Linked DNA regions of Homo sapiens: region 2 is linked to region 1. A link is an interaction called in ENCODE POLR2A ChIA-PET data of the cell type or tissue named here. Cell type or tissue: GM12878. All regions are shown on one strand. Each heading gives the region's core, and the rest is flanking DNA. Links, peaks and the distances in the headings are about the cores only.

What was found. ChIA-PET counts read pairs that join two places held together with the same protein. Peaks named below come from ENCODE experiments on the same cell type or tissue, not always from the same donor. Only the 100,000 strongest peaks of a DNase experiment are listed, where the experiment ranks them.
Region 2: POLR2A ChIA-PET joins it to region 1 with 5 read pairs; 4 of 35 experiments call an interaction of 5 or more read pairs at or near these places.

What each region holds. Positions count from the first base shown.
Region 1 is chr7:148,806,978-148,811,377 of GRCh38, forward strand. EZH2 (enhancer of zeste 2 polycomb repressive complex 2 subunit) reads right to left here. Exons shown (of 20, transcript NM_004456.5): 17 at 3,356-3,437; 18 at 2,333-2,413; 19 at 2,094-2,178; 20 at 406-729. The coding sequence ends at 669. Among named protein-coding and RNA genes, the nearest start is that of EZH2, 75 kb to the right of the region's middle. RefSeq lists an enhancer at 763-1,263. In GM12878, for the core only: no CTCF peak of the experiment used is centred there; no DNase peak of the experiment used is centred there.
Region 2 is chr7:148,870,699-148,875,098 of GRCh38, forward strand. All of the region lies in intron 1 of EZH2 (enhancer of zeste 2 polycomb repressive complex 2 subunit), which reads right to left. Among named protein-coding and RNA genes, the nearest start is that of EZH2, 11 kb to the right of the region's middle. In GM12878, for the core only: no CTCF peak of the experiment used is centred there; no DNase peak of the experiment used is centred there; H3K4me3 peaks cover 534 bases; H3K27ac peaks cover 455 bases.

The DNA.
Region 1 (4,400 bases), core at 1-4,000:
GTAGGTAAGGAATCCCAACTTATATTGTGTTTGTTTCTAAAGAACTCTATCTAGACTAATGGAGTTTAGAACTAGGTACGTTCTTAAAAATAACCTAAAAGTCTACTCTGTCAGTTTATATATGGGGAACAGACTTGGAGGTTAAATCTCTTTCTCCAGGTTGCACAGCTGACTGGAACGTACCCACCCTGGTCTTGTCTATAAGATCAAGCCCTTTACTGGGTAAGCCCTCAGGATGCACAGCAGTGTTCTTCATATATGTCTTCCACATATTCACAGGCAGTATTAGTTAAATCAAGATTCATACAAAGACAACTAAAAAACCCAAGGAGTTAAATTTAAAAGTTTTTTGTTGAGCAGTCCTGAAAGCAGTTATTGACACGTTATGAGAGATGATTCAACAAGGACAAGTTCAAGTATTCTTTATTCAAAGTTGAAAAATGTACCATACTGCATTATTGCAAAAATTCACTGGTACAAAACACTTTGCAGCTGGTGAGAAGGCAATAAAAAGTTGATTTTTAAACTCATTACTATAAATTATTCTTACAGTACTTTGCAAATTCAGAATTTCAAACTGCATGTTCTTTTTCTAAATTGCCCACAGTACTCGAGGTTCCTGAAGCTAAGGCAGCTGTTTCAGAGGAGGGGGGAGGAGGTAGCAGATGTCAAGGGATTTCCATTTCTCTTTCGATGCCGACATACTTCAGGGCATCAGCCTGGCTGTATCTGAAACAACAGGAAGGAGATGTCCGCTGGATGGCCACCCATCCAACATGTGCTGAGACTTAACACAACAAAGCCTGCTGAAGATAGTGGGTGCATTAAAATGTCTTTAAAAAAAAAAAAAAAAAAAAAACCCATCCAATTACACAGCTGCCTGCATAACGGCACATTCATAGAAGGCAATGCATAGGTCTGTGTTGCTGGCCATCTAATTGAGACGCTGCCAAGTTCTGAAGTGAACAAACCTGTCTACAAGCATTCCCAGAGCCTGACCAGCCTCCCCTATGCCTCTGAAGCAAGTGGTCCCAGGAAGGCTGGTCCACATCAGGATGCTTAGGCCTGACGCTGGGAAGGCAAAATAGAACCATGGTCTGGAAAAAATGATGACCATAGCAAAGAGGGCCAAAGAGCAGCCCGCCAGTTGCTCCCCCAGGTGAAGCAAGAACTGGAGTGCAGCGGACACCCAGAGAGGAGCACAAGAAGCCCACCATGGGGGGTGAGGCCACCGGGTCATCCCAAGGAAGCTCCACCCCACACTCTTCATTCAGAGCCAGCCTGGAGTGAAGGCAGCGGCCTTTGCTAAAGTGGGCCCTTCACTCAGACCCTGTCTGCCTCACTGAGAGCTCGCTGCTGTGCAACAGCCATTAAAGGCCAGCCTGAATATGCAAGAACACAGTACTCAAAGACAGCTTCTGGATGGGATGTACACGGGGCTACAGGAGTTCATTAACTAGACAGTCATCTGACTGCACTTAAATCTGTATTCAATGGCTGACTTAAATGTATCCCACAGAGCTTGACAGTGTCAACTGGCAGCCTAATGCCTAACCACACAGATACCATTGGTGGCCCACGTGTCCCAGGCATCCCCACAGGGTGATCAGACAGCGATTTGCCAACAGCCCCTTTTAAAATGGTAATGATATGTGTAATAAGTATTATAGCAAACAATAAATTAAGTAGATCTAATCCATAAAGATATGCATAGTATATTGTCAAGTAAAACCATGTTGCAGAAAAATCTATAGGACAGTGTGATCGCACTTATCTGGAAAACGCTCCACGAGTGAGCATGCAGCATGCGGCATGATATGAGAAGGTCTAGGACTCACCCAGCTGTCAACAGCAGGGTGAGAAATGGGGCTTTCTGCATGGATTTTACTCTATTTTAAAAATAAGCATGCCTTGTATAATATATAAATGGATAATAAATACATAACAGGAAAGTGTAACCTAATTCCCCACTAATGCTCATGGCAAAGTGACCCATCAAAAGAAGCAAAGAACTAAAAACCCTCCTTTGTCCAGAGTTCACAATCCAGTAGAAAAAGCCCTTAGAGATCATGCTAGAAATGTACTTTACCAACCTGTAATCAAAAAACAGCTCTTCGCCAGTCTGGATGGCTCTCTTGGCAAAAATACCTATCCTGTGATCACCGTTAACCATCATAACTGCAAAGAGACACACTGGTGTCAGTGAGCATGAAGACGGGCCACGGGGGGTTAACTGACTTGTTCACATAACAAACAACTATCCCAGAAGTATTCAAGTCCATCATCACAGGACTGAAAAGGGAGTTCCAATTCTCACGTCAAAGGTACCTACCTTTTGCATAGCAGTTTGGATTTACCGAATGATTTGCAAAACGAATTTTGTTACCCTTGCGGGTTGCATCCACCACAAAATCTAAAAAGAAAAAAGTAAGCACAGCCCAGTGAATAATTTCAGTTATAAGTAAACCAAGTTATTATGATTTTGTAAATGCAACTGGTTACAGTTCTTCAGGGTTTGCCTGCAAAAGCAAATAAATCAAGCAGCTTCATTCAGTAAGAAATGACATTTGGAAGAACACACTATTGTTCCAGGTTAAAATTAATCACCTATAATTCAAGATGGTTATCTGACTCAAAAGCTATTAATTATCAACTATAAACATACATTACTGAGCAAAACATAGCAAAAAAAAAAAAAAATCTGACAAAATTCTTCCAAACATCACGAATAGGCATTTTCACATTTAAAATTAGTTTTTTTCATTATAATGTCTATAAAGCATTCATAGAAAAAAACCTATTCTACTTGTTCCAACTAAGAGTTTCTCTGAATATCTTACATGTTAAGCCTACCTCCATTTTCACATAATCCCACCAGAAACATCCCTACACAGCCTTACATTCTACCCCAGAACATCAGCTATGAAAGCAGCTGCCTTTCCTCTCAGTCCTTTGAGAATATCCAGGGGAGTCTGGAAGATGGTTGCAAATGCAGTGCTCCTCCCCTCCTTCCCCGCTCAGAGGCACTGACTGGAGGAGGTGTGCTGAGCTGCCTGAACACAAGAGGTGAGGTGAGCAGCAAGAGCACAACGTCCCCTTCACAGCCAGATGCTGGGATAGTGCCACCCACAGACAGCCGGGACTCCAGAGAGGCGGTTTCCTGCACATCTAGTCTATCTGCTCCCTGAGGAATTCCTTGCTCCAGTTCCTTTCAAGCAAGCAGCCCCCCATGCCTCTAAGGAGATCCTCCTTCTGGTCACCTCACTGACCTCTACCCTCGTTTCTGAACACTCGGCCGGCAGAAGGCTGCCACATGCAACTCAGGAACTCACTGCCTCCCAGCTCTGAAACATACCATTGTTCAAGTTGAACAGAAAGCTGCACATGTATTTATCATACACTTTCCCTCTTCTGTCAGCTTCATCTTGAGAAATAATCTAAAAAGAAAGACACAGGAGAAAATTCTTTTGGATAAAGGTGATCAAGCCTGACAGAACACACAAAAGCGCACAGAGTGAATACTGGACCTTCTGGAGAAAACGCAACAAAAAGGGTCACTACAGCCAAGTTCTCTTTCCCATTCGGTCTGCGCAGTAATAAAGAATAACTGTATACTAAGGACCCCAACTCAGAAATATTTCCACATCCTGAAGTAATTATCCTTGGAGAAAGTGAGGAACCAAAGTCTTTTTGCTGAGTTTTTTAAAAAAGCCGGCTGCAGTGGCTCACGCCTGTAATCCCAGCACTTTGGGAGGCCGAGGCGGGCAGATCACCTGGGCGCGGTGGCGCATGCCTGTAATCCCAGCTACTCGGGACACTGAGGCAGGAGAATCGCTTGAACCCGGGAGGCTGAGGTTGCGGTGAGCCAAAATCACGCCATTGCACTCCGGCCTGGGCAACAAGAGCGAAACTCTGTCTCAAAAAAAAAAAAAAAAAAAAAAAAAATTTGGGTGAGCTGGTTCCAAACTGAAGCTAGGCCTATGATTTTTCGGTAACACTGTCGACAATTTAAAAGGTGAATAACTAATGACGTTGTTGTTTCTAGGTCCTTATCAACTAGGTTGTGGATTAAGCAGGCCACTCTATGGTAAAGCTCTTGTTCTCCCTGTTGTCCCTAGACGAGAAAAACTAAATGTGGCTAGAACCAAGCAATCCTGTTTTGTTTTGCTTTTTTTCCCCTCTGAGACAGGGTCTCACTTTGTCGCCCAGGCCGGAGTGCAGTGGCACAAACATGGCTCACTGCAGCCTCAACCTCCCAGGCTCTTCCAGGCTCAAGCGATCTTCCTGCCTCAGCTCCCAAGTAGCTGGGACTACAAGTATGCACCACCACGCCCGGCTAATTTTTGCATTTTTTGTAGCAATGGGGTCTTGCCATGTTGCCCATGCTGGTCTCCAACTCC
Region 2 (4,400 bases), core at 335-4,334, 64 kb after region 1:
AAAAAAAAAAAAAGTATAAAGTTCATCTTATTACCAGCCAGGCCAACATGGTGAAACCCCGACTCTATAAAAATGCAAAAATTAGCCAGGTGTGGTGGTGCATACCTGTAATACCAACTACTCAGGAGGCTGAGGCAGGAGAATCACTTGAACCCAGGAGGCAGAGGCTGCAGTAAGCCAAGACTGCGCCACTGCATTCCAGCCTGGATGACACAGCGAGACCTTGTCTCAAAGAAAAAAAAAAAAAAGGTTCACCTTATTAGAATATTTTATAATAGTCATAAGGACAAATTCTCCTTTTCCCATTTAACAAATGATGCATGGTATTGAGTTTTACATAATTAAAATGCATGATTTTCAATAAATTCAAAAGTAAAATATTTGGGGTGAATAAACATGAAGGATACTCAACATTGTTAATGCAAATCAAAACCACAATGAGATAGCACCTCACACCCATTATGTTGGCCACTACCAAAAGAAACAGAAAATAACAAGTGTTGGCAAGGATGCAGAGACATCGAAACCTTTGTGCACTGTGGGTAGGACTGTAAAAATCGTGCAGCCATTATGGAAAACAGTACTGAGGTTACTCAAAACATTAAAATAGAACTACCATATGATCCAGCAATCACAATTCTGGATATACAGTCATCCCACAGCATATGCAGAAGAGTGGTTCCAAAAAATAAAAGACGAATAATTAAAAAAAAAAAAAAAAAAAAAAGAAGAGGAAGAATAAGACTGGTTCCAGGACCACCTGTATACATCCAAATTCACTCATACTCAAACCCCCAAATCTGACCTATGGAACCTGCATATACAAAAAGCCCACCCACCCTATACACAAGTTTCACATCCCACAAATAGTGTATTTTCTTTTTTTTTTTTTTTGAGCAGGGTCTTGTTCTGTTGCCCTGGCTGGAGTGCAATGGCATGAATAACAGCTCACTGCAGCCTCGACCTCCCAGGCTCAAGCAATCCTCCTGTCTCAGCCTCCTAAGTAGCTGAAACTACAGGCGCATGCCACCACACCTAGCTAACTTTTTTATTTTTTGTAGAGATGAGGTCTCACTATGTTGTCCAGGCTGGTCTCGAACTCCTGGCCTCAACTGATCCTCCCACCCCAGCCTCCCAAGTGCTGGGATTACAGGCATCAGCCACCACGCCCAGCCGAATAGTATATTTTCTATCTATGGCTGGTTGAAAAAAATCCACTTATAGATGGATCCACATAGTTCAAAGCTGTGTTGTTCAATGGGCAACCATATATCCAAAAGAATTCAAAGCAGGATCTCAAAGAGATATTTGTATACCAACATTTACTGCATATTACTCCTGGCTAACCATGAATAGTGAATCACCAAATCACCAAGCAACCCAAATGTCCACCAATAGATAAATGGATTTTAAAATGCAGTCTATACATACAACGAAATAGTATACAGCCTTTACAGAAAAGAAAAAAATTCTGTCACATGCTACAACATGGAAGAACCTCAATGACATTATGCTAAGCAAAATAAGCTAATCACAAAGGGGCAAATACTGTTTAATCCCATGCATGTAAGTATCTAAAACAGTCAAAAATCATGGAAACAGAAAGTAGAAAGGTGGCTGCCAAGAATTTGGGGGGAGGGGGAAGTGGGAATTAGTGCTCAATGGGTACAGAATTTCAGTTCTGCAAGACAAAAAAGTTCTAGAGATCTGTTGTGCAACAATGTGAATGTATTTAACACTACTGAACTGTACATTTTTAAATGGTAAACATGATTAATTTACTATGGGCTTTTTACAATTTTTAAAAAAAGTAAAATGTTTGATTTAGAAACTACATGTATATTAGGTACAGGTTAGGTTCTCAACAAATAGTAATTAGTTCTATTATGTGCAAGCATATCGTAGGAACTCATGTATCTACAAACAGAATATATGAAATTTCACTATAGGCTATGACATCAAAAAATACAAAAGCTGCTTTAATTATGATTGAAATTCTTCCACTGTTTAAAAATAATTAACTGTCTATTTTCTTAGATTTTTGTGATTTGTTAAAGCATTTCTCCGGTCTAGTCTTTAGTATCAAAAACTAAGAGACTAAAATAGATAAAGCAGTCATGACATACTGTCTTTTTGATACCTTTTTTTTTTTAAACTTCCTGAAGACATCTTGATATACTATGTATGAATTTAGCCCATATAAATGCAGCTGAGGGATAAAGATCACTGGGATCTGATTCAAGCCTATAATCCCAGCTTTGGGAGGACAAGGTGGCAGGCCACCCTGGGCAACATATAAGACCCCAACTCTACAAAAAATAAAAAATGTAAAAAATTAGCCAGACATCGTGTCTCACGTCTATAGTCCTAGCTACTTGGGAGGCTGAGATGGGAAGATCCCCTGAACCCAGGAGTCTGAGGATGTAGTGAGCTATGATCACGCCACTATACTCCAGCCTGGGCAACAGAGTGAAACTGTGTACAAAAAAGAAAAGAAAAAAGAAAAAAAGAGGCCGGGCATGGTGGCTCATGCCTGTAATCCTAGCACTTTGCAAGGCCAAGGCAGGCAGATCACCTGAGGTCAGGAGTTCAAGACCAGTCTGGCCAACATAGTGAAACCCCATCTCTACTAAAAATACAAAAACTAGCCGGGCGTAGTGGCGTGTGCCTGTAATCCCAGCTACCTGGGAGGCTGAAGCAGGAGAATCACTGGAACCTGGGAGGCAGAGACTGCAGTGAGCCAAGATCCTGCCACTGCACGCCAGCCTGGGTGACAGAGTGAGACTCTGTCTCAAAAAAAAAAAAAAAAAAAGAAAGATCATTGTAAGATCAGTTTGCAGAATCATTTCATGCTCTTCATTTTTTTTTTTTTTTTTTTTTTTTGCCTCAGAGTTTCTCAAGCTTTCTGACTTTGATCAACAGTCTACCAAGGATATACTTTAAAATTTTACAGTAATCAATATCATAACAGCAGCTAACAGTACACTGGGTGAGGATGGTACTTAAATAATTATTTATTGAGTTGCTTACAGAAGAGAGGTCTCCCAAGTCCCAAATCAACTTCACAAATATTTTATTAGTACTTACAATATACAAAAACCTTTTTCTAAGCTCTGCCCTACAGATTAATAAAAAGGAGCTTAAAATGAAGGGAAGGAGAGAGAAAAAAAAAAAGATTAATACACATGTTATGGTACTTCTAAGCAGGAAAGAAGCTGCTTAACTTGGTTGGGATGGGAGAGGGGTGGTTTCAAGCCAGAAGCTGAACAGCATGTTGAGATGCTAAAATAAGGAAGATATTCCAGAAAGAGGACAGGCACAGAATCTCCACGTGAAATTTCCTGTAGACTAGTAAGAAAATCAAGTGAGATCAACAGGAGAAAGATATAAGAAGAAAACTACCAGGGCCAGGCACAGCGGCTCATGCCTGTAATCCCAGCACTTTGGGAGGCCAAGATGGGAACATCGCTTGAGCTCAGGAATCTTGAGACCAACCTGGGCAACATAGTGAAACTCTGTCTCTAACAAAAATATAAAAAATTAGCTGGGCATGGTGGCATGTGCCTGTGGTCCCAGCTACTCAGGAGACTGATGTGGGAGGATTGTTTCAGCCCAGGAGGTGGAGGTTGCAGTAAGCCAAGATTGTGCCACTGAAATCCAGGCTGGGTGACAGAGCAAAACCCCGTCTCAAATAAAAAAGCAAAGAAAAAAAAAACACCTATCAGAGATAATACTAATTCAGAGAGTTTGGGCTGTTCTACAGACTACCTGGAATGCTACCTTCAGGAATTTCTTAACTTGAATCCACAGCCATGAGAAGACTGAGGTGGACAATGCCACGATCACCTACAGTGGTGGTAAACAACACCCAATGGAGGTCCAACAGCTTGCTTTATATATTTTTTTCTTTGTTAAACAGGAAAAGGAAAAGTTATGTATTACTTGAATATTGAAGAAAAACTAAAAATTTATTGTGGGGGCAATTCAGGTGTTGAGCAAAAGAACTGCTACTTTACAAAAATAAAATAGTGTATAGAAACCAAGTATATATAATCTGAAAAGCCATCCATTTCTATAATAAAAAAATTTACGGGAGGCTTAGGCAGGAGAACAGCGTGAACCCAGGAGGCAGAGCTTGCAGTGAGCCGAGATCGCGCCACCGCACTCCAGCCTGGGGGACAGAGCAAGACTCCGTCTCAAAAAAAAAAAAAAAAAATTTTACTTGATTGTCAAAGTAGGGAAACTAAGTTTGGCAATCATCATTTCTACATACCCCATTCTAAGATCAAGGTCACTTTTTACTTTTAATATTCTCATTTATCCTTTGAAGAAAAAATTTAAGGCTTAACTCACTAATAAATGAAAAGGTTTGAATTATGCAAAATGAAGAGAATTACTAA